Linked DNA regions of Homo sapiens: region 1 is linked to region 2. A link is an interaction called in ENCODE POLR2A ChIA-PET data of the cell type or tissue named here. Cell type or tissue: B cell. All regions are shown on one strand. Links, peaks and the distances in the headings refer to the core of each region. The heading gives the core; the rest is flanking DNA. Region 1 overlaps YTHDC2 (YTH N6-methyladenosine RNA binding protein C2). Region 2 overlaps APC (APC regulator of Wnt signaling pathway).

The links. ChIA-PET counts read pairs that join two places held together with the same protein. Peaks named below come from ENCODE experiments on the same cell type or tissue, not always from the same donor. Only the 100,000 strongest peaks of a DNase experiment are listed, where the experiment ranks them.
Region 1: POLR2A ChIA-PET joins it to region 2 with 5 read pairs; 3 of 35 experiments call an interaction of 5 or more read pairs at or near these places.

The regions. Positions count from the first base shown.
Region 1 is chr5:113,532,420-113,543,132 of GRCh38, reverse strand. It overlaps YTHDC2 (YTH N6-methyladenosine RNA binding protein C2), which reads right to left. Exons shown (of 30, transcript NM_022828.5): 5 at 10,088-10,254; 6 at 8,726-8,828; 7 at 7,335-7,491; 8 at 3,952-4,059; 9 at 2,017-2,165; 10 at 630-765. Among named protein-coding and RNA genes, the nearest start is that of YTHDC2, 24 kb to the right of the region's middle. In B cell, for the core only: no CTCF peak of the experiment used is centred there; no DNase peak of the experiment used is centred there; H3K27ac peaks cover 320 bases.
Region 2 is chr5:112,844,955-112,855,667 of GRCh38, reverse strand. It overlaps APC (APC regulator of Wnt signaling pathway), which reads right to left. Exons shown (of 16, transcript NM_000038.6): 16 at 9,429-10,713. Among named protein-coding and RNA genes, the nearest start is that of SRP19, 11 kb to the left of the region's middle. In B cell, for the core only: CTCF peaks have their summits at 7,038 and 7,238 (motif pointing right); a DNase peak (open chromatin) is centred at 7,227.

The sequences.
Region 1 (10,713 bases), core at 1,761-9,760, 690 kb before region 2:
GGGTCATTTAAAATAGATATTTAAAGCAATGACTATTTGAGATCCACTTAAGGATTAAGTATAAATAGAATTAAGGTCTTAAGGATTGAGACCTAGGAGATTTCATATTTACAGGTCAGAAAAAAAGAAAAAGATCTTGCCAAGAAAACCAAGAAGTTAGAGCCAGGGAAATATGAAGAAAATAAGCCAAGTATGAAATACTGGAAGTTAACTGAGTAAAATATTTCAAGAAGAAAGTAATCAATAATAATTACAATTATAATGCTGAGGGCTTCAGGTGAAATAATAAATACTTGACATCTAAATCCTTTCCAAGGAAGGGAAAGACAAGAGTATATACACAACACATACACATAACAGCATTTTTGCACATAATTGTCATGTAATCACACAGCTCTTCAAACTGCAATGGAGACATTAGCTTAAGAATCTGATTTAACACAATATTTATTTCTACTATGCTGTGCTAGCAAGAAGATCCTGATTTGTACATTTGAAATAAAATAAATACTTTTAAAAAATAAAATTTTTGGTTGTGCAATTATTGGTAGTACATACGTTTTGAATTAAACTATACTTCCACCATAAATAACTGTAAGGGTAATTTTTTAAAATTAAAATAAACTTACCACTAACATTTTCAGTTAAAATGAGATGAAAGACCTGAGCAAAGGCATCAATATCTTTATGTAGCCATATATCAGAAAGGCAAGCATCCATTTCCTTTATTAACCATGGTTCAAGGCAATTCACATCTTTTTCAGTCTACAAAAAACAGTAAAAATCATAAATTATCATAAATTACCTAACATTTGCTTGCAAAGAACATAAGATGGCCACAATGGCCATCAGGACTACTAATCCTATGATAATATAGCAAATGCTTTGACATAAAAAATTTCTCCTTTCATCACAAACATTATCACTCACAATACAGTATCTAGTCCTTATACTCAACTTTTATCTGAGAATGAGTTTGTCAACAAAGGACTATGATCTAGTCACGATGTTAATTGTGCTTCCAATATGATGTTGTTAAATGCACATACAGATCAGTAGTTCTCTCTCCCAACTGCACATCAAGGGAAGTATCACCTGGAGCTTTTTAATACTGATGCCAGGTCCCACCCCAGAGCAAGTGCATCAGAATCTCTTGTTGGTAGGGTGCTAGATTCCATAGGGCTTTAAAAGCTCCTCAGGTGACAAAATATACAGCCAGTCTTAAGAACCACAAATATACATGGTCAAAATGCTGTTCCATGACCCAAATAAGTCTATACTATATGTTTTTTTATATAGCATGTGTTATAATCCTATAAACATATAGGATATATATCATTATATATATAGTATATTTAGCGTGCATATCTATAAAGATGTTAAATAACAATTTTTATTACCAATTTTTAAATATTCTTTAAAAGTATTTTTAAAAACTCATGTACAGTTCATTTGGATACATTACAACTTTAAACACTAGTAGAAAACTGCAAACATATCTGCATTACATACTATCACATGCTCAAAAAAAGGGTAAATTATTTTTTTAAAGAGTAGAAAGTTGCTCTGAAAAATTGGTTGTGGTCTAAAATAAACCAAGAGAATTACCATTCAATTATGCAGTAAAAAATTACAATCTCTTGGCTGGGTGCAGTGGCTCACTCCTGTAATCCCAGCACTTTGGGAGGCCGAGGCGGGTGGATCACGAGATCAGGAGATCAAGACCACCCTGGCTAACACAGTGAAATCCCGTCTCTACTAAAAATACAAAAATTTAGCTGGACATGGTGGCGGGCGCCTATAGTCCCAGCTACTTGGGAGGCTGAGGCAGGAGAATGGCGTGAACCCGGAACGCGGAGCTTGCAGTGAGCCGAGATCACGCCACTCCACTCCAGCCTGGGCCACAGAGCCAGACTCCATCTCAAAAAAAAAAAAAAAAATTATAAGCTCATAAAATGTTCTTTAACCTACACAATTTTCACACAAAATATGAGTGGGAAACCAGGGAGGTCATACCAGCTGACTGAAGACAGCATCACCACCATCATCCAGTAAGTCATACTCATCAGTCACATTTAGAACAGTTCTCTGCCTCTGAGATTCAGGCTTGAAACTATTTTCTTGAGCTGAGTACCATTCTGTAAGTGTGGTTTGTTGTTTCTCTTCTAAATTAATTATCAAAGAAAGAATATGTAGACAAATCATTTCCTTTTTGAAATGTATTCCTTTGTTTAAATAAATTATGGGAATCTGGTATCTCTTAAAAGTTGGTCTTATTCTGTAGTTACTTTTAAAAAATATATTAAGAATATTCAATAAAAATGTGTTATGCTGAAACAAAAAGACACATGAAACTGCTTGAAAACTTCATTGATATGGTTAGGCTTTATGTCTCCACCCACATCTCATCTTGAATTATAATTCGCAGGTGTTGAGGGAAAGACCTGGTGGGAGGTGATTGGATCATGGGGGCAGTTTCCCCCATGCTGTTCTCATGATAGTGAGTTCTCACGAGATCTGATGGTTTTATAAGCATCTGGTATTTCCCTTGCTTGCACTTCTCTCTCTTGCTGCCATGTAAAGAAGGTCCTTGCTTCCCCTTTGCCTTCCATCATGACTAAGTTTCCTGAGGCCTCCCCAGCCATGCAGAACTGTGAGTGAATTAAACCTCTTTTCTTTATAAATTTCCAAGTCTCAGGTAGTATCTTTACAGCAGTGTGAAAATGGGCTAATACATTCATGCATTCACCTATTGTTCCAAGTCCTACTAATAAGTTTACTTCTAAGTAAGTCCAGAATTAAGAGTATTTTTATCCATGTTATAACTATTGTTTAAATCAATGACCAATATTCATACAGCACTTTGTAGAAAACCATTTGTTGAAGTTCTACCACCACGCTAGTTTTCTGAGATACAATTATATATAATTTTCATCTTCAAATGTTTCAGCTGGACATGGTGGCTCATGCCTGTAGTTCCACTTTAGGACACTGAGGCAAGAGGATTGCTTGAGGCCAGGAGTTCAAGACCAGCCTGGGCGATGTAACTAGACTGCGTATCTACAAAATATTTTAAAAATTAGTTGGGCACAGTGGTCTACATCTCAAGAGGCTGAGGTGGGAGGATCCCTTGAGATGAGGAGGTCGAGGCTGCAGTGAGCCATGATTGCACCAATGCACTCCAGCCTGAGTAATAGAACAAGAACCTGTCTCTAAAAAAATTTTTTTTTAATTTTTTTTTTTAAGTTTCAAGATCTAGGAGTTTTACAACTTACATATCAGTAATTCAGTGCTTCCCAATGAAATCAGCATTGCTGATTACATTTTTCAAGGGGAAAATCCAAAGGAGTTCAGATTTTTGTCCAAGGGCATACAGAATAAACAAGGTATCAAAGCTTGAAGCCAAGTCTTCTATGATGAATAATGAAGTTAAAATTAAGAAAAAGAAATCTGAACCCTAATTCAAAAGCTGAAATATGTCATTACAAGAGACGTATTAACAGGAAAATAATGCTAAATTCAAAGTATCAATGAAATCCTGTAACATCATCAAGATTTGGAAAACTCAACATTTTTATCAAAGTTTGTTATTAATCACATACTACTTTTTTCACTCCCTCCCATTCACTTCCCAGTCCTTCCCTATGAGATATGCTGTGGGCAGCCAGCATATATTCTTCTATCTCCTTAAAAGGTGGCTGAATGTTTGGATATAGACACCTCCTCAACTCTGGCACCCACTTTCAGTTTCTCTCCACAGATTATAACTTCTGGACACAAACCAGAAAGCAAAGGAATATTTGGGACAATATTCCAATATAAGGTTATACAATTATATACAAGAGAAAAACACTTTCAAGTGTCCTTGTACCTCCACAATGTAAGGATGGAGTACTCCAAAGTCATTATCAATAGTAATTTCTTTTATATTTCTTTTATTAAAAAATTTACCTTGCTGTTTTTCCTTTTTATATTTTAACATTTCTTTGTTTGTATATCCAGTTGTTCTTAAAATATCTTCCAGAAACATTTCTTTTACTTCAAATGGTCTTCCCTGTACTAAATAATAAAAAAAAATTAAATACTCAACTTGCATCTTGGAGAAAATTCACATAAAAACATGAAAATCCCAAGTTAATGAATCTCAGTATAATATCCAAAAGCAATTTCATAGTTCAAGTGACTCTTATAATATTGTCCTTTAACTATAACTTTGACTTACAAACAACTATTAGACAACTGTTTGTGTGCTTGGGTTTTTTCCTCTAGTGTTTACTACCTACTTATCATGTGTCTGGCATCAATATCATTTGTATTATAAGTAGAAATTGTAAGAGGAAACAGAGCTATTTCCTGTTCCCTGGAGGCAAGCTAGTGGAAGAGACAGAAATCAATCCAAAAATCCAGAATATGAAGGTAAATATAGAGTTGTGAAGAGTCCTGAGATACAAGTACAAGACACCATGACAGTATGTAACGGGGGATTTGACAACATCAAGAAAGTATCCTCACTAAGAAAATGAGAAACAAGAAGATAAACAAAATAACAAAGCCATATGAAAAGAATAAAAAGTGTATAATGATGATGAAAAACAGCATGTGCAAAGTCCCTGTGCTAGAAAGGAGTTTCAAGGACCTAAAGGTGTTTCAAGGAACTAAAAGGCTAACTTACTTGAAAAATGGTGGGAGTGTGGGAATGGAGAGGGATATCGTTCAAGATGAGGTAAGAGGAAAAGATAAGTCTTACTAAGGGTTTATGTCTTTATCCTGAGGTAAAAGTCATTCAAAGATTTAAGCTCAGTAAAGTGCTTGACATCATCAGAATTCTACTTCAAAGAAGACCACTCTGACTGCAATATGGAGAATGGATTTAAAGACAGCAGAATGCTACGTCAAGCCAAGTAGCAGCTACTGCAATAGTTCAGGTTAACCTGAATGAGATTAATAATAGTGAAAACCAAAAAAGAAGCAGACAAATTCTAGAGCTAGGCGGGAGGTAAAATCCGTAGAACTCAGCATTATATTGGATATGGAAAAAAAATAAAGTGTCAAATATAGTCCTTTGATGTCTGGCTTGCAAATCTGAATGATAATGTCATTCTCTGAGGTAACAAAGAAACCTGAAAAGAACAGGTTTGCTGGTGGGAAATGGGGTTTGGTTTTAGGCATGTAAAATGAAAAATGAGCTTTCGATTAGCATATGTACAGATCTGATGTCCCTGATCACCCAAGATTATTACAAGGAGTTAAGAACTTATAGGTTTGTGATTCAGGTGATTAGGTCAATAGTAGTATGATTAACTAAGACAGGTAACACAAGAAGAGAAAAGGGTTTTGCAAAAGAGATGAAGTATTCAGTTTGGGGCATACTAGAAATATCTAAATCCAAAGCTCTGGAGAACAACTGAAAATAAAGATTCAGAAGTCATCAGTATAAAAGAAAAAATAGAAGCCCAGGGCATGAATGAGAGCTTCCAGGAAAACTATGCATCTCCAATACCTAGTAGAGTATAGCATAGGGCAGGAAACAAGAGGATGGGAATAGTGGGAAAGGAAGGAAGGAAGACGGAACGAACAGAAAAAAAAAAAAGGAAACGGATCAAGGGAATAATTCTAGAGAATACCACTATTTAAGCATCATGTAAAAGAAGAGAAGCCCACAGGGGAGACTGAGAAAGCATGGGATATAATGAAGAATGAGGTTTAGCAAGCAGCAATGTTATCAAACAAACTACAGCATCTGAGCATTTCACAAAAAAAAAAAAAAAAAAGAGAGAGAGCCAACCATAAAACATACCACAGAAAAGTTAAGTAAGATTTTTGCCTAAAATTTGAATATCAGATTGGCAATTAGGTTAATGTCAAACGACACCGGTAAAAATTCAAATAAATAGCCTTATACACTTCAGAAATGTAAATCATTTCAGCCTTTTGAAAAGTAAAATGGCAAAAGCTGTTAAAATTAAAAATAGATATACTCTTATTTAGCAAATTCACTTTCAGAAATCTATCCCTAGAAATCCAGTACATCAGGATATACATAAAAGGATGTTCATTATAACATTGTTGGCAGGGGCGAGGCGGGGGATCTAGAACCAACTTGAATATCCAAAAATAAAGAAATGGTAAAATAAATATAGTACATCAATATTATGAAATACTTTATTATGCAGGTGCTTAAAATAAAGAACTAGATCCAGGGTTACTAAACTGGAAAACTGTTCATGATAAAGCAAATTGCAAATAATGTATTAGCCATGTGCTCATGTTTATAAAACCAATTTTTGTAAACGTTATAAATGTGTATATATTTGCATACATTTTTGTGAAGATGAAGAACAAATATATATAAAACACTGTTAACATCCATAAATCATAAATCCATAAAGCCAATTTTTGTAAATGTTATAAATACGTATATATTTGCATACATTTGTGTTCTTACATTAAGTAAAAACGAATATATATAACACTGTTAACATCCATAAATCAGAAAAGTAGGACATGGAACAAGGATAGGGGCAATTGTGAACTTTTTCTATATATATTTTTGTATTATTTCACTGAAGTAAACAGAACTTTTGTATTTTTATTTATTTATTTTTTTTGAGACGGAGTCTTGCTCTGTCACCCAGGCTGGAGTGCAGTGGCACAATCTCAGCTCACTGCAAGCTCCGCCTCCTGGGTTCACGCCATTCTCCTGCCTTAGCCTCCCGAGTAGCTGGGACTGCAAGTGCGTGCCACCACGCCTGGCTAATTTTTTGTATTTTTAGTAGAGACAGGGTTTCACTGTGTTAGCCAGGATGGTCTCCATCTCCTGAACTCGTGATCCACCTGCCTTGGCCTCCCAAAGTGCTGGGATTACAGGCGTGAGCCCCCACGCCCGGCCTAACTTTTGTATTTTTTGAAGAGGAATTTATCATTTTTTTAAAGACTGGTGGCAAAATCCGTTTTTAATAAAGGACAAGGGCAAAAGTTGTTTTAGCATTTTCAGAAGTGAATGTGAAGTAAAACATGGGAGTATAGACTACTTTTCAAAGATATCTACCAATAAAGGGAAATAGTTATAGGACAATTTAAGAAGGAACACAAAGTGAAAATAAAGCATATTTCCTTTTAAGGTAAGAGAATTAGGCTCACTACACAATACCAAAGAGCTGTTGATAGAAAAGGAGAAGTTGAAAACAGAAAGAAGTGACAATTAAGCCTATCTCAGGTGGAACGGTAATAGATGGCCTCTACTTCAGAACATTCCCCAGTTTCTGTTAGGATAAATAATGTCCAAAAGTGTTCTTTCATAAAAATTATAGAAGAAATCTGACAATTTAACTTACTATATATCACTGGACAACTTCCAAAATATCTTATAAAGAGATTTACATCCAAGGCAGCACTAGAAAGAATTAGTTTCAAAGTTGGGTGCTTTTGCAACAAATCTCTTAACTTTGTAAGTAAAAAATCACTAAATCGATCCCTTTCATGCACTTCATCCTATAGTAAACAGAAATAAAACCATGGAACAGTTAAAACATTATTGATGACTAAGTCTTTAAAAACAATGGCACCACTGGGTTTTACACTAATTCAAATTAAATGTGGACAAGGCCAATCAATATTCATGAAAATTTTGTATTACAGGAATTTCAGAAATAATTAGACATTAACAATGAAATGCAGATGACAAAGTAAAGTTGTCCCCTGGCATCTGTGGGTGAATGGTTCCAGGGCCTTCCCCCATGCCAAAATTCATGGATGCTCAAGTCCCTGATTAAAAAAAAAAATGGCATAGTATTTGCACATATCCTATGCAAATCCTTCCATATACTTTAAATCATCTCTAGACTACCTATATTACCTAGTACAGTGTAATGCTAGGTAAATAGTTACACTGTATTCTTTAGGGAATAACAACAAGAAAAGTCTGTACATGTTCAACAGACACACAATATTTCTTTAAATGTTTTCAACCTGCAGTTGTTTGAATCCATAGTCATGGAACCCACAGATACAGAGAGCTGTCTATATTGCCCTTTTTTCCCACAAAATATAAAACTACAAAAAATTATAAGTAAAGTCCAATTTAATGTGCTTTTAATACATAAAAAATCTATGTAAATACGTTTCTTTTAGCATCAGAGCTTATGAAGTGCATCCTTTGGTTTGGGTAAGTTTCTAAAAGCTGCTTATTCCAAGTTTATAAAACTTAATCTAATTTTTTTTGACACAAACTAGGTAAAAGCTTAGAATTCCTTAACAAAGGGGTAAACTCATCAACTTAGTTCATCAGCAGTTAGTTAATTTAGCAGCTTAATCATGGAGTTTATTAGTATACCCCTATCATTGGGAAATATATGATATTAATGAAGGGATCAAACAACCAAGTATAGAGATAAAAGAAATCTCCCTTTTTTTTGAGAACTCTAAGTGCATGCATCATTTTCATATATGAAAAGCACATTTTTTAAAACTACCTGCTTATTTTATTTTCCCTCAATAAAGCCTAATGGCTTTATTATTTTTGTAATACAAAATATTTCTAATAATTATAGACAAAAAATAAATTGATCATTACAGCCTGTTCAAAAGAATAAGTTGGTTCTCTTTTCTACCCTATTCCAAAAATGTAATTATGTATTTAAATTTTTTGAGACTATCCTGAAACGGCATATGTATTTAAATTTTAAGCAATCTGAGTTACATATGACAAATTCAGCAATATTCTTACCACGATAACATGTGTCACAGTCGACAACGTACTATCTCCTGCCATCAATGTACGAAGCAATACCCCATTAGTACAAAATGTCAGAAGTGTCTTTGGAGAAACCCTTTTAAAAAAAAAGCAAAACAAAGTGCACAATTGCAAGTTTTTCATGTAACTAAAATATAATCACATTAAATGCTGGCCTCGTACACATTTTAATAAATATTACTAATAGTGTACCGGTATGTACAGTTTATTAGTAAAGCTATGAGGTTTTGCAGTTATGTGAGACTGCCTGACAATAGCCTTTTATATTAAATGATGTATTTTGTTAAAGAACCTAAGCTGCTCTAAAAACAAAACAAAACCTTAAATACTTTTTGCTTGCAGCTAAAGTATGTTACAAATGGAATCAGATTTTTTAATCACCACTGAGAATAAAAAAAGTACTACTTGTCAAGAAGGCATTACTAATACTACATATACTGAGTATTCCTTATCCAAAATGCTCGAGACAGAAAGGGTTTTAGGTTTCAGATTTTTCCAGATTTTAGAATACCTCCAGTTGAGCATCCCAAATCTGAAAATCGTAAATCCAGAATCCTCTGATGAACATTTCCTTTGAGTGTCATGTTGGCACTCAAAAAGTTTTAGATTTTTTAGCATCTTGGATTTCAGATTTTTGGATTTAAGATGCTCAATTTATACTACTACTGATAATAAATTCACTAACAGTTATTGAGTGTTCACTATAAACTTCACATCAAACCTGTACTCTAGATGCTTTTCTTTGACTCATTTTATAGATAAGAACACTGAGGCTCAAAGAGGTAAAATAACTATGATCATGAAACTAGGAAACGGAATTTTTTTTTTTTTTTGAGACGGTTTCGCTCTTGTTGCCCAGGCTGGAGTGCCATGGTGCGATCTCAGCTCACCACAACCTCCGCCTTCCGGGTTCAAACGATTCTCCTGCCTCAGCCTCCCGAGTAGCTGGGATTACAGGCATGCACCACCAAGCCCGGATAATTTTGTATTTTTTTTTTTTAGTAGAGACAGGGTTTCTCCATGTTGGTCAGGCTGGTCTCGAACTCCTGACCGCAGGTGATCCACCCGCCTCGGCCTCCCAAAGTACTGGGACTACAGGCATGAGCCACCGCGTCCCGCCTGAAATGGAATTTTTATCTATGGTTCAAAGTCTTTTTCAAACTCTTCATTCAATACTACTCTAGATTTAGACATGACTTTAATATCTTGATGTAGACTTACTTGGAGCAAAATGATCACCTAACTTTTCAACGAACACATCCTCTATTTTTAGTGAAATATACATAGTCTTTTTTAAGCATGATAAAAGAGAAGATACATGAGAACTGTTTTTACCTGCTTTCTAATCGGATCTGATAACCAATTGTTTGACCAATCCTTTCCCGTCTCTCTGCGGCAACTCTTTCAGCCACAGCGATAGCTGCCAATCGTCTTGGTTGAGTACAAAATATACGGCAGGGGATACCATTTTTAAAGCAATCATCTAAAAGGAACTGAGGAATCTGAAACAAAAGTTTTAAAAACTGTAAGATGACATGATCACATAATACAAAAAATCTAAGTGAATCAACTGAAAAACCACTAGAATTGAAGTTCTATAACAAGTCCAAATATAATCATAAAATCAACAACATTCATGTAACTAGTAATCAGCTAAAAAATGTAATTTGAAAAGATCTTGCTCACAATAGAAACTAAAGCTAAAATATCTAAAATCAAATATATCCAGGAATATTTAAGGTTTACATGAAGATTATAAAATGCTACTGGAAAAACATAAAAGAAGACCTGAATATATAAAGAAAATATGCCATATTCATGGATGGGGATAATCAATGCTGTAAAAATGTTAACTTCTCCCCAAATTATTCCATAAAGTCAATAAAATAAAAATTAAAATTCCACTGGGATTTTTTAAATAATGAAAAGCGTTAAAAAACAAAAATAGTCTATAATCCAGG
Region 2 (10,713 bases), core at 2,260-10,259:
AAAGGACTGGTGCCCCTCCTCCTTAATTTTTCTCTCTCTCTCTTTTTTTTTTCTTTTGGGAGGCAGGCATTAAAGACTAGGACATCCAAAAACAATGGCATATATGAGGAAAATTAGAAAGTAACTATGCATTCCGAGGAAAACACTAGGATCAGAAAAACCTGAGAAGACCTCGAGTGTACACCTCACGTTGAACCTTGGCACAGAGAGAGCCTATAACAATTAAACAAACAAAAAACCCAGGGAAGGGGAGAATTTGATTTCCAGAGTTACCACATCTCCTGCTTACCTTGATCTTCTCTGTCTTTGTGAACCCCATCTCCAGCCAGCAGCCTCAACCAAGGTTAATATGTTGGATTTAGTGGCACATGTGTTTGAAGAAAAGGAAGATGGTTTTATAAAAAATAAGGTTTGAAAACAAGTGCCATTGGATTCAAATGTCCAGTTTTCAACAAAAAATCACAAGGCATACGAAGAAACAGGAAAATTAGGCTCATTCAAAGAGAAAAAATCTTGGTAAATCTCAGAGTAGGGGTGAAAAGAGAAAAAGTAAATAAAAGATATCGACAGAAACTATTTCTGAAAAAGATCTGATGGTAGATCTACTAGATAGAGACTTTAAAACAACTGTCTTAAGGAGGCTCAAAGAACTAAAGGAGGATGTGGAGAAAGTTGAGGAAACCATGTATTTACAAAATGGAAATAACAATAAAGAGACAGAAAATCTAAAAAGAAGACAAAAAAGAAATTCTGAAGGTGAAAAAATACAGCAACTAAAATGAAAAATTCACTAGAGGGAGTCAGAGGCAGTTTTGAACGGACAGAAGAATGAGCAAACTTGAAGATAATGGAAATTACTGAGTCTGAGGAACCAAAAGAAAAAAAAATAAGAAAAGCAAACAAATTCTAAGGGACCTGTTGGAACACCATCAAGTGGACCAATATACACATTGTGGGAGTTTTAGAAGGAGAAGAGAGACAGAAAGGACAGCAAGAATATTTGAAGAAATAATGGCTGAAAAATTCTCAAATTTGTTGAAAGATATTAATATAAACATCCAGGAAGCTCAGTGAACTCCAAGTAAGATTAACTAAAAAAAAAAACCCACATTAAGACACATTATAATTAAACTTTCAAAAGCCTAACATGAAGAATCTAGTTCAAGTTGCTCACAGGTCTAAGAGTGAGACTCATATGCATACAGCCATAGCAGGATCACCCCAGACTGAGCTTGAGTTGAGTCTATTGGGAAATTCATGGCACGCTTGGGCATATTTGGTTAGCTAATGGGGATGGCTGCCTGTCTCACTTGTCTGTTGCTGTGTAACAAAGCACTCTAAAACTTACTGCTTTAAAACAACAACAAAAATTTATTTGCTCATGAAAGTGCAGTTTGGGTAGGGTAGATAAACAGGACCAGCTTGTCTCTGTTTTATGTGGCATCTGCTGGGGCTAGAAAGTCCACAATGACTTTATGTTTATGTCTGCCTCAGTTGGGATGGCTTGAACAGCTGAAGGCTGGTTGGATATCTCTATCTCCATGTGGTGTGGCATCTCCATATGGTTAGATTGGGCTTTGATAAAGACTCTCTCCTTGACCAAACATTAAACAGTCTCCTCTGAATCCTCTTCTCAACTAGGTCTCGACCTTGGCCCCAGTCTTCTCTTTGACCTGTCTAGCCCAACCTAGTTTTAGCAAGAATCCTGCTAAGTTTAGTGAGAATTTCCCTACCCTTGAAATCTAATCAGATTTCTCATCCCCCACCTTTAATGTAAAAGGCTTTGGCCTGCTTACAGCAAGAACCTGTTAAGTCAGGTTAGCAAGGATCACCCTATCCTTGATGTCTTCCCTTAGCAATTTTCCATCCACTTACCCCTTTGGCTATAAATCTCTAGCTGCTAATCCCTTTCCCCTATTGCAATACCCCAATTGCCAAAGTCTTGAGAAAAGTCTTCATTACAGTTTTAACAAGTTTCCTGCAGATGGCAAAGTAGAAGCTGCTAGGCTTTTTTAATGCCTGGTCTTGGAAGTCCCAGAAGATCATTTTCTCCACATCCTATTGGTCAAAGCAATCACAGGACCAACTCAGATTCAAAGGAGGGGCAATAGATTTGTACTGTAAAAAAAGCACGTGGAATGGGAGATAGTGTGCCATTTTTGGAAATATGTTCTACCATTCTGTCAGAAGTCAATTCCACAGAACACAGAATTTACCCTAGAACAACTAAGAGTTATGAAGACCAGCTTGACCCAATGACAAAACTGTCACCATCTGGGGGAAAACTGTCAGAGCACAACATGGTGTTTGTCACTAAGATTTGTATGTGTTCCATATCCAGACCCTGGAGGATTCATATCTATATTTTGAGTTAGGAGAATAGGCTATCATTAAAATCTGTTTTAATGAAACTATTTCATTAAAAATACCTTAAGGCATTTGAACACAAACAGTACTGGTTTGGTAATCTTATGGGAAAATGTTAATACCAAAGTGGAGGACAGGTGTTCTTGCCACATCTAGGGGAATGCAGTGCAACTTCTGGACATCAAGAACTCCTGAGAGTAGAGTCCCCACTTAGGCACTGCCCAGTTTCTGATAACAAGGGCCATTTTGGTGGATACAGTTGATTTGGACCCAGTATCCACTACATTTTTTTTTTTTTTTTGAGACAGAGTCTCGCTCTGTCATCCAGGCTGCAGGGCAGTGGCGTGATCTCAGCTCACTGCAGCCTCTGTCTCTCCAGTTCAAGCAATTCTCCTGCCTCAGCCTCCCAAGTAGCTGGGACTACAGGCATATGCCACCACACCCAGCTAATTTTTGTATTTTTAGTAGAGACAGGGTTTCACCATGTTGGCCAGGATGGTCTTGATCTCCTGACCTCGTGTTCCACCTGCCTCGGCCTACTAAAGTGCTGGGATTACAGGCGTGACCCCTCACGCCTGGTCCAAATTCCTTATATTATGGCTTGATTTCTTATGCAGCAAAGTGAGAGAAAAGAAGTGATGGAGGGGAAGTAACAGTAAAAGAAAGAACATGTGAACATTTGCTTGAAGGCTCAAGATTGAAAAGATTCAGGATTAAAAGAGTTATGGGAAAAAAGACAAACAGCTGGACTTAACGCTAGTAAAATTTCTTTATTGAAGGGCTTAAAATAAAACCCTATAAACACTCAAGTAGGAAATAAAAGTTATCTATATTGGAAGAAACCCAGAATGATACTGGAACTTCTTAGCAGTAGTAAATGCTAAAATCTAAAAGTTCTGAGAAAAAGAATTGTGACCAAAATTGTGACCCAAATTATCCTTGTGTGAGGGCAAAATAAAACAATTTGAAAACGAGTATGGATTTAGACAGTACCCTAATTTAGCTTTTCTGAAAAGATAATAATCATTTGAGGAAATACTCCAGCTAAGCCAAATTAACATACAGAATTGAAGAAAATCAAAGTCATGTAATATAGAACAGTGCTGAATACTGAAATCTAATTTATACTTAGATTTAAATAATTATAGTTACTATGATGGTGAAGCTAATTACAATTGTAAAGAAAAGACCCTGAAAATTAAAAACAAGTGAATACGTTAACACTGGAATAGAGATTTTGCAAAGAACCTAGGGTTCCAACTAAAATAATGTACCTCTCTTTCTTGAATCATTTTAGCCACTGCATCATGGGCATATTACTTCACCTAGAACCTTGACCTCTCCATATTTTGCTTTCTCCTCTTTCCCTTTGTTCTCTCCCATCTCTCCTCCTCAGCCTCCCATTCCTGGACTACCCCAAGAATTCCAGATTCTCACCTCTCTTAAGCAAACCTATTAAATTTTCTCTAACTCTCCTCCCAACTCACTCCAGGCTTGGCTTTTCAGATTTCAAACTCATAAAGGTCCTCAGCTAAAGAAAAGGATCCTCTGAGAAACGTCCTTTCACAGAATCCACCTTTTTAAAAGGAAGTTGTGGTTTTATTATTTTTATTTTATTTTACTTTTTTTGAGACCGAATGTCACTCTTGTTGCCCAGGCTGGAGTGCAATGATGTGATCTCGGCTCACTGCAACCTCCACCTCCTGGGTTCAAGTGATTCTCCTGCCTCAGCCTCCCGAGTAGCTGGGATTACAGGCATAGGCCACCACGCCCAGCTAATTTTGTATTTTTAGGAGAGACGGGGTTTCTCCGTGTTGGTCAGGCTGGCCTTGAACTCCCGACCTCAGGTGATCTGTCCCCCTCGGCCTCCCAAAGTGCTGGGATTACAGGTGTGAGTCACCGCGCCTGGCTATTATTTTTAAAATAGAGACAGGGGTCTCACTATGTTGCCCAAGCTGGTCTTGAACTCCTCGGCTCAAGCAATCCTCCTGCCTTGGCCTCCCTAAATGCTAGGATTACAGGCATGAGCCACCATGCCCAGCTCAGAAGTTGTAGTTTTTAAATAATAACTGCTCCTTGGTAGCAAATGTATGAAACAAAATTACAGGCCGGGCGCAGTGGCTCACGCCTGTAATCCCAGCACTTTGGGAGGCCAAGGTGGGCGGATCACCTAAGCTCAGGAGTTTGAGACCAGCCTGACCAAAATGGTAAAACCCTGTCTCTACTAAAAATACAAAAGATTAGCTGGGTGTGTTGGTGGATGCCTGTAATCCCAGCTACTCAGGAGGCTGAGGCAGGAGAATCACTTGAACCTGGGAGACAGAGGTTGCAGTGAGCTGAGATCCCACCACTGCACTCTAGCCTGGGCAACAGAGTGAGACTGTTGTTTGGGCAACAACAACAAATTACAAATGCAAAGAGAAATTAACAAAAACCATGGTAACAATGAGGCTGCCAGTGCTTTACAGATGAATTAGTCTGTGCAAAACAAAAGGAAAAGTTATTATTTATAGTACCAAATGTTGTCATCATGTTTCATGTTTGATGCCTTTTATCGAGAACTATACTGTCATAAATTTGCCTTTACTGTTTTCTTTGCATTTGCCTCTGCAAGGTGGTTGTACTTTTTATTGTATCCATTCTGAATCATTTAGACTGTTTTGTTAGTGGGATATAGTTGGGAGATTTCATTTTATCCAATCTGATAGTGGCTATTTTATGTGTTTAATACATTTATTACTCTTATTCCGTCATTTTATGCTTCACTGTGGCTAATTTAGCTGTTATCTTTCAGCTAGTGATTTGGAGGGAAAATTTTACTTAAATAAGATTTTCTGTTAGTTTCAAGTTACTTTAGGAACAAAGAGGGGTTAGAAGTTCACAAGTGTTCCCCAAACTGGAAAAAGTAGTATACTTTTTTTAAACATTGACATGACCACTAAACTTAAAAATTGAATTTGTATTTTTTCTAAGTTAAAAATAAAATAGTATCTATTGACACTGCCTACATAAAATTCAAAACAGTGTGTTTTAACCTCTTCCTTTCCTTCTAACCCTTATTTCCCCGTCTGGGTTGAATAATCTTGAATTTAAGATGATTTAAATTACTAAGCATTTCATTGTTTCTCTGTGAGTTATTTAAACATTCACATTGAGATTCATTATCAGGTTAACAACATTATTTATACATTTATTCAAGTTTAAATATTTCATTGCTCAATCTTAATACCTTTCCATTTATCTTAATTACTGGGGCAGCTGGAATACTGTAGTAGAAATACGTCATGGTTTCTGGCTCCCAAGCACTTTTGCAGTGTCACTCATAGATTTGAGAAATTCATTTTTATGAATCCAGCCTCAATGGAGAAACAAAAAAGTGAACTTTCCCAGGTGCTACAGGCATGTCAATACATCCTCTGCCAATCACGTCCACCCAAGCAAGACTTCAATTCAGAAGCAAGCAGCGTGAAGTGAGTGCCACATGTAATCTTATTTTATGGCGATGGTGTCAGAGGATTCCAGCATTTAGGGGTAGCATCTAAGTCTTTACTGCAGTCTCACAGTATGGTTTGGATATTGTTTCCACTGTGAAACAATATCCACTTAGAAAAATCAGTTTCTAAGGCTGATTTTCTAGTCCTCATACAGATCCTGTGGGCTACCTCATATTCTTTAAATAAACATCTTGTCATTTAGAGGTCTTGTTTTTAACTATAACAAGAATCCCAAAGGCTGATAAATGAAATGTTAGTATGGTTGGTTTCAGAATTCTTAGGTAATATTTCTATTCCCTCCAAATGCCGCATGTATTGTGTTCCATTTTTTGTGGTGTTTTGTTCTTTGACATTTAGTATTACAGAGATATTTGATGCCAACTTTTTTCTTTTAAGGCAACCTATTCTTCTCTTCCTATTGTTTTTTTTTAATTTTTTTTATTATTTATTTATTTTTTCCCTCGCTCTGTCACCCAGGCTGCAGTGCAGTGGTGAGATCTTGGCTCACTGCAACCTCCGCCGCCTCCCGGGTTCAAGTGATTCTCCTGCCTCAGCCTTCTGACTAGGTGGGACTACAGGCGCGCGCCACCACACCCGACTAATTTTTTTATTTTCAGTAGAGACAGGGTTTCACCATGCTGGCCAGGATGGTCTTGATCTCTTGATCTCCTTATCCACCTGCCTCGGCCTCCCGAAGAGTTGGGATTACAGGCGTGAGCCACCGCTCCCGGCCCCAATGATGTTTTTATAGTCTTATCTTGGAAATTTTAAAACTTACTGTATGTCTAAATATGGTTTTCTGTTAAAGTTACTTCAGGACCAAAGAGGGGTGAGAGGTTCACAAGTGCTCCCCAAACCGGGAAAAGTAGAACAAAGTCTCAAAAATGGCAGGAACTGAGTGACTCCAGGAGCTAGGGACTCTTTTTTTGAGACAGGTTCTTATTTTGTCACCAAGGCTGGAGTGCAGTGGCGAGAACGATCCTCTCACCTCAGCCTCCTGAGTAGCTGGGACTACAGGCGTGTAGCCCCATGCCCAGCTAATTTTTTGTAGAGACGAGGTCTCACTATGTTACCCCTAGGATTTTTTTTTTCTTTTTTTTAAGAGACAGGGTCTTGCTTTGTCATCCAGGCTGGAGGGCTTACAGCTCACTGCAGTCTTGAACTGACAGCCTCAAGCGATCCTTCCGCCTCAGACTCTGTGTAGCTGGGACTACAGGTATGCACCATCAGGCCCTATTTTTTTTTTTTTTTTTTTTTTTGTAGAGACAGGGTCTCGCTTTGTTGCCCAGGCTGGTCTTGAGCTTGTGATTCTTGTCTCTCTCTCACTATGTGTCCTCCCAGTATCTGTTCCCTTTTCCTCTTTCTCCACTAGGTGGCTTCCTCTTAGTTTAAGCTTCATGATGCCAGTCATAGTAATTTGAGCCTTAACTGTGTGCGTGCTCTTTCAGTTCCAGCACTCAAGACCCGGCCAGAAATGTCCTTTGTTACTATTTCAAATTGATTGGCCTGATCATTTTTTTATTTCCAAGCAGTGCTATACAAGTCTCTGGTCACTGACCAGCTGATGATGAGTCTCCTCTAGGTCAGATACAACTCTGGTACAAATAGCCAAGGTCAGGGAGAAAGACTGGGTACGTAGTTCAGTGACCAGTGAATGAGGCTAAGGGTCTGGATTCCAAAAGGTGGTGTAGGTAGGGAAGTTAATGTTTGGCATTTTTTTCAATAGTTATTTTTCACTAATGCTGCTTTATATTCATTGGTCACCTTCACTAACATACATTATGTTGAATATTTTTAATTATTCGAGAAAATAAGTGGATAGTCACAAATGTAGAGAAAGAATTATCCTGAATATCAGATAAAAGAAAGTGTATTTAGCACCAAGAACAATATTATATACATAGAATGTACAGGTTGAAAAAAGCATGAATGGCCTAACAAAAAGCAGAATATACTTTTATAGATCTTAGACAGAGTTGTAAGAATGGCAGGAAAATGACCTGGGGTTTACAGGAGCCACAGTCTATAGGTTTCAACATTACAAAGTAATTTTTAAATTTTAAGTCAGTGTAATATGAGGAAAATACGCTTATTTGAAAGGAAAAAAATTATACACTCTATTTCAGCCACCATGACTTGTGAAAAATAATTGTTTCATAAATTTTAATGATCTGACTACTCAGATGTTCCTTTAACTATGGGCAATTTACTTTTTGCATTTCTGGTGCTCTGCTTTTTTCCTTAGATTCCAAGAAACCCTGGGATAACATATATTCAGATATTGTGCAACTGGCTCCCATCCTCTGCAAGAGATTCATTCTTTCATGTAATTAACCTGTGGCAACATGATCCATATTTTAATCAAGAAACATTTTACTGTACTTACAGTGCTATTTGATCCTTATGGGGCTTATCTTTGATTACTTCCTTTTCATTACCCTGGTAATCTGTAAAGTTGTCCTCAAATATCTTATTTGCTAATTATTGATCACTTCCACTGTATATTAAAAAACTGGATATTTTCATCTGAAATCAACCTTCTCTCATCTCAAAGTTCCCTTTTCATAGTCTTTTAATCTTATTGAAAATTCAAATTAGATCTTTGCTGAAGTTACTGCTTTTTATAATGACAGTCTCAAAGGGAACATTAACTGATCCTTCAAATATAATCACTGTCTTTAGAATTACTTGTTTGTTCATGTCTGGCTAAGTTTGTCTGCTGTCAGGAGTTGAGATGAGCATTATGAAATTGGATGGCTTAATATTGAAATCTTTTATGCCTAGGGGAAGTCTTTTATCTGTTGCTATACTTTGTCAGATTAAGGGTCCAGTTGTTGGGAGGAATCGCTAGAGCTGAAGGCAACCACTCAAGGAGCTTCACTGTGATCTTAGGGCAGTAATTCTCAAAAAGTGTGGTCTCCAGACCAGCAGCATTAGCCTCACCTTTGAACTTGTTAGATATGCAAGTTCTTAGGCCCCATTCCAAACATCCTGAATCAAACTGGGGGTATGGCCCAGCTATGTCTTGTTAAGCACTCCTGGTGATCCCAACGCACTCCTTTGAAGTGCCTTACGTTAGGTAACTCTCCCTCCCCCACTCCTCTCTAAACAGGCATCGTAACTCCTGACTAATTCCCAACGCTGGGCTTAGTATGCCATTTGTTAACAAGCATAAACTGGGAATATTTGGCCTGCTATCGATTATAGCAGCACCCTGTGAACATCTATAATTAGAATTGAGATTTGCCCCTTTACTAATTCAGAACCACTATCTCTAACAGAGGGCCTCATCCAGCAGTCTTTACTTCAATGGGTAGTATAGACTGGCCCGTCTCCCCCCACTCAAGTGTTGCCTACAAAAATTCCACTTTTCTGGCATGTGGAATGTTCATTTTCAGCATTTATATTTTCTTCCTTATTTGAATTAAAAGGCAAGTTTATCTAATTGACTAACATCCATCTCTTTCCATAGAAGTACTTGAAGTGGTTTGCAACAACTGGCATGCAGTAATTCAGAAAATTAGAAATAGAAAATCAAAAAATGAAAGGAAACCAGTATGACCTATATGCATGTATCTCCATTGTTTATGGAAGCCTGGGAAAACAACAGAAGTAGATGGTATTCATAGACAATTTCAGATAACATTTGGCAAAAATTTAAAGGTCAATCATTTCAAAGATAGTAAATTGAAGTGTTTACAAAGTGGTGCAGTAGACACAGTACAGGCATTGGAGTCAAATATCTTAGCTCAAGTCATAGCACTTTTATTTACTGGCATTTTAGCTTTAAAAAAAATCATTCTCATTACCTGGAAGTTATAAACACAGGTAAGGGGTAGATAATTAACTACTTGATGTGATTTTCAAGGCACCAGGTAGGTGTATTCACTCCTATCTGAGTGCCCCACCATGCTTAAAAAGGTTTTCCCTCCCCAAATACAGAGTGTATGAATCTTATCACTAAAAATAAATTTTCATTTATTCAACAAATATGTATGCATGTATCATCAGTCACCCTCTGATCTTTTAAAACAAATCAGGGAAGATATATTAAGTAAATTATCTTAGTTAATAAGTGTCAGTTTATTTTCCTTCAGGAAGGAAGACTTCCCTCCACTGTATAAGGGGACACTTAACATGTACCCCAGAACTGTACCTACCACAAATAAAGTTTCCTTAACAGGCAGGGATTCTAAAATATACTTCTGAATATCTTAATCGTATTAAATCTACCTCTAAAGTTCCATGTGATTTGAATTTTCTGAGCATGGCAAAGTGCTGATTATACTTCACTGCTGAGATCTTGCCCTAACATACAGGGTGATAAAAAGTGTTCATGTCAGACCCAGTTGCAACAAGAAGATGAAGGGGCAAGACAGTTTACACTGTAAAGCCTCGAAGAGACTGCAATGTCTAAGAATCAATTTCAAGTACAGAATTCTATAATATTAAGAAAGAGGAAATTATGTGGGCCTATTATGCTCAATGCTTAGTCTGTGCTAGGCTGCTTGCATTGCTATTACATGAATTTACTTTTACTGAGCTCCAGTGGAGTAAGAAAAAAAAGTTTAAGTGGAAAAATATTAAAAATCAAGATGAGCTAATCACATAAAAGAAATTTCAGGAATAGATAAGTGCCAACGCATGGAATGGTTAAGTGGCAACAGTCTTCTTCAATTGTTTTTATTACAGTAAGAGGAATTTTACTCTTAATGCATAGAAGCTGAAGAAAAAAATTTATATAAGCTTTTAAAAGAGGCATTTTAAACAATTATTAATACAAATGTGAAACAAGACCCTTCAAACAAATACCAATTTCAGTAACAGTTTACATACAGCAATAATTTATTCT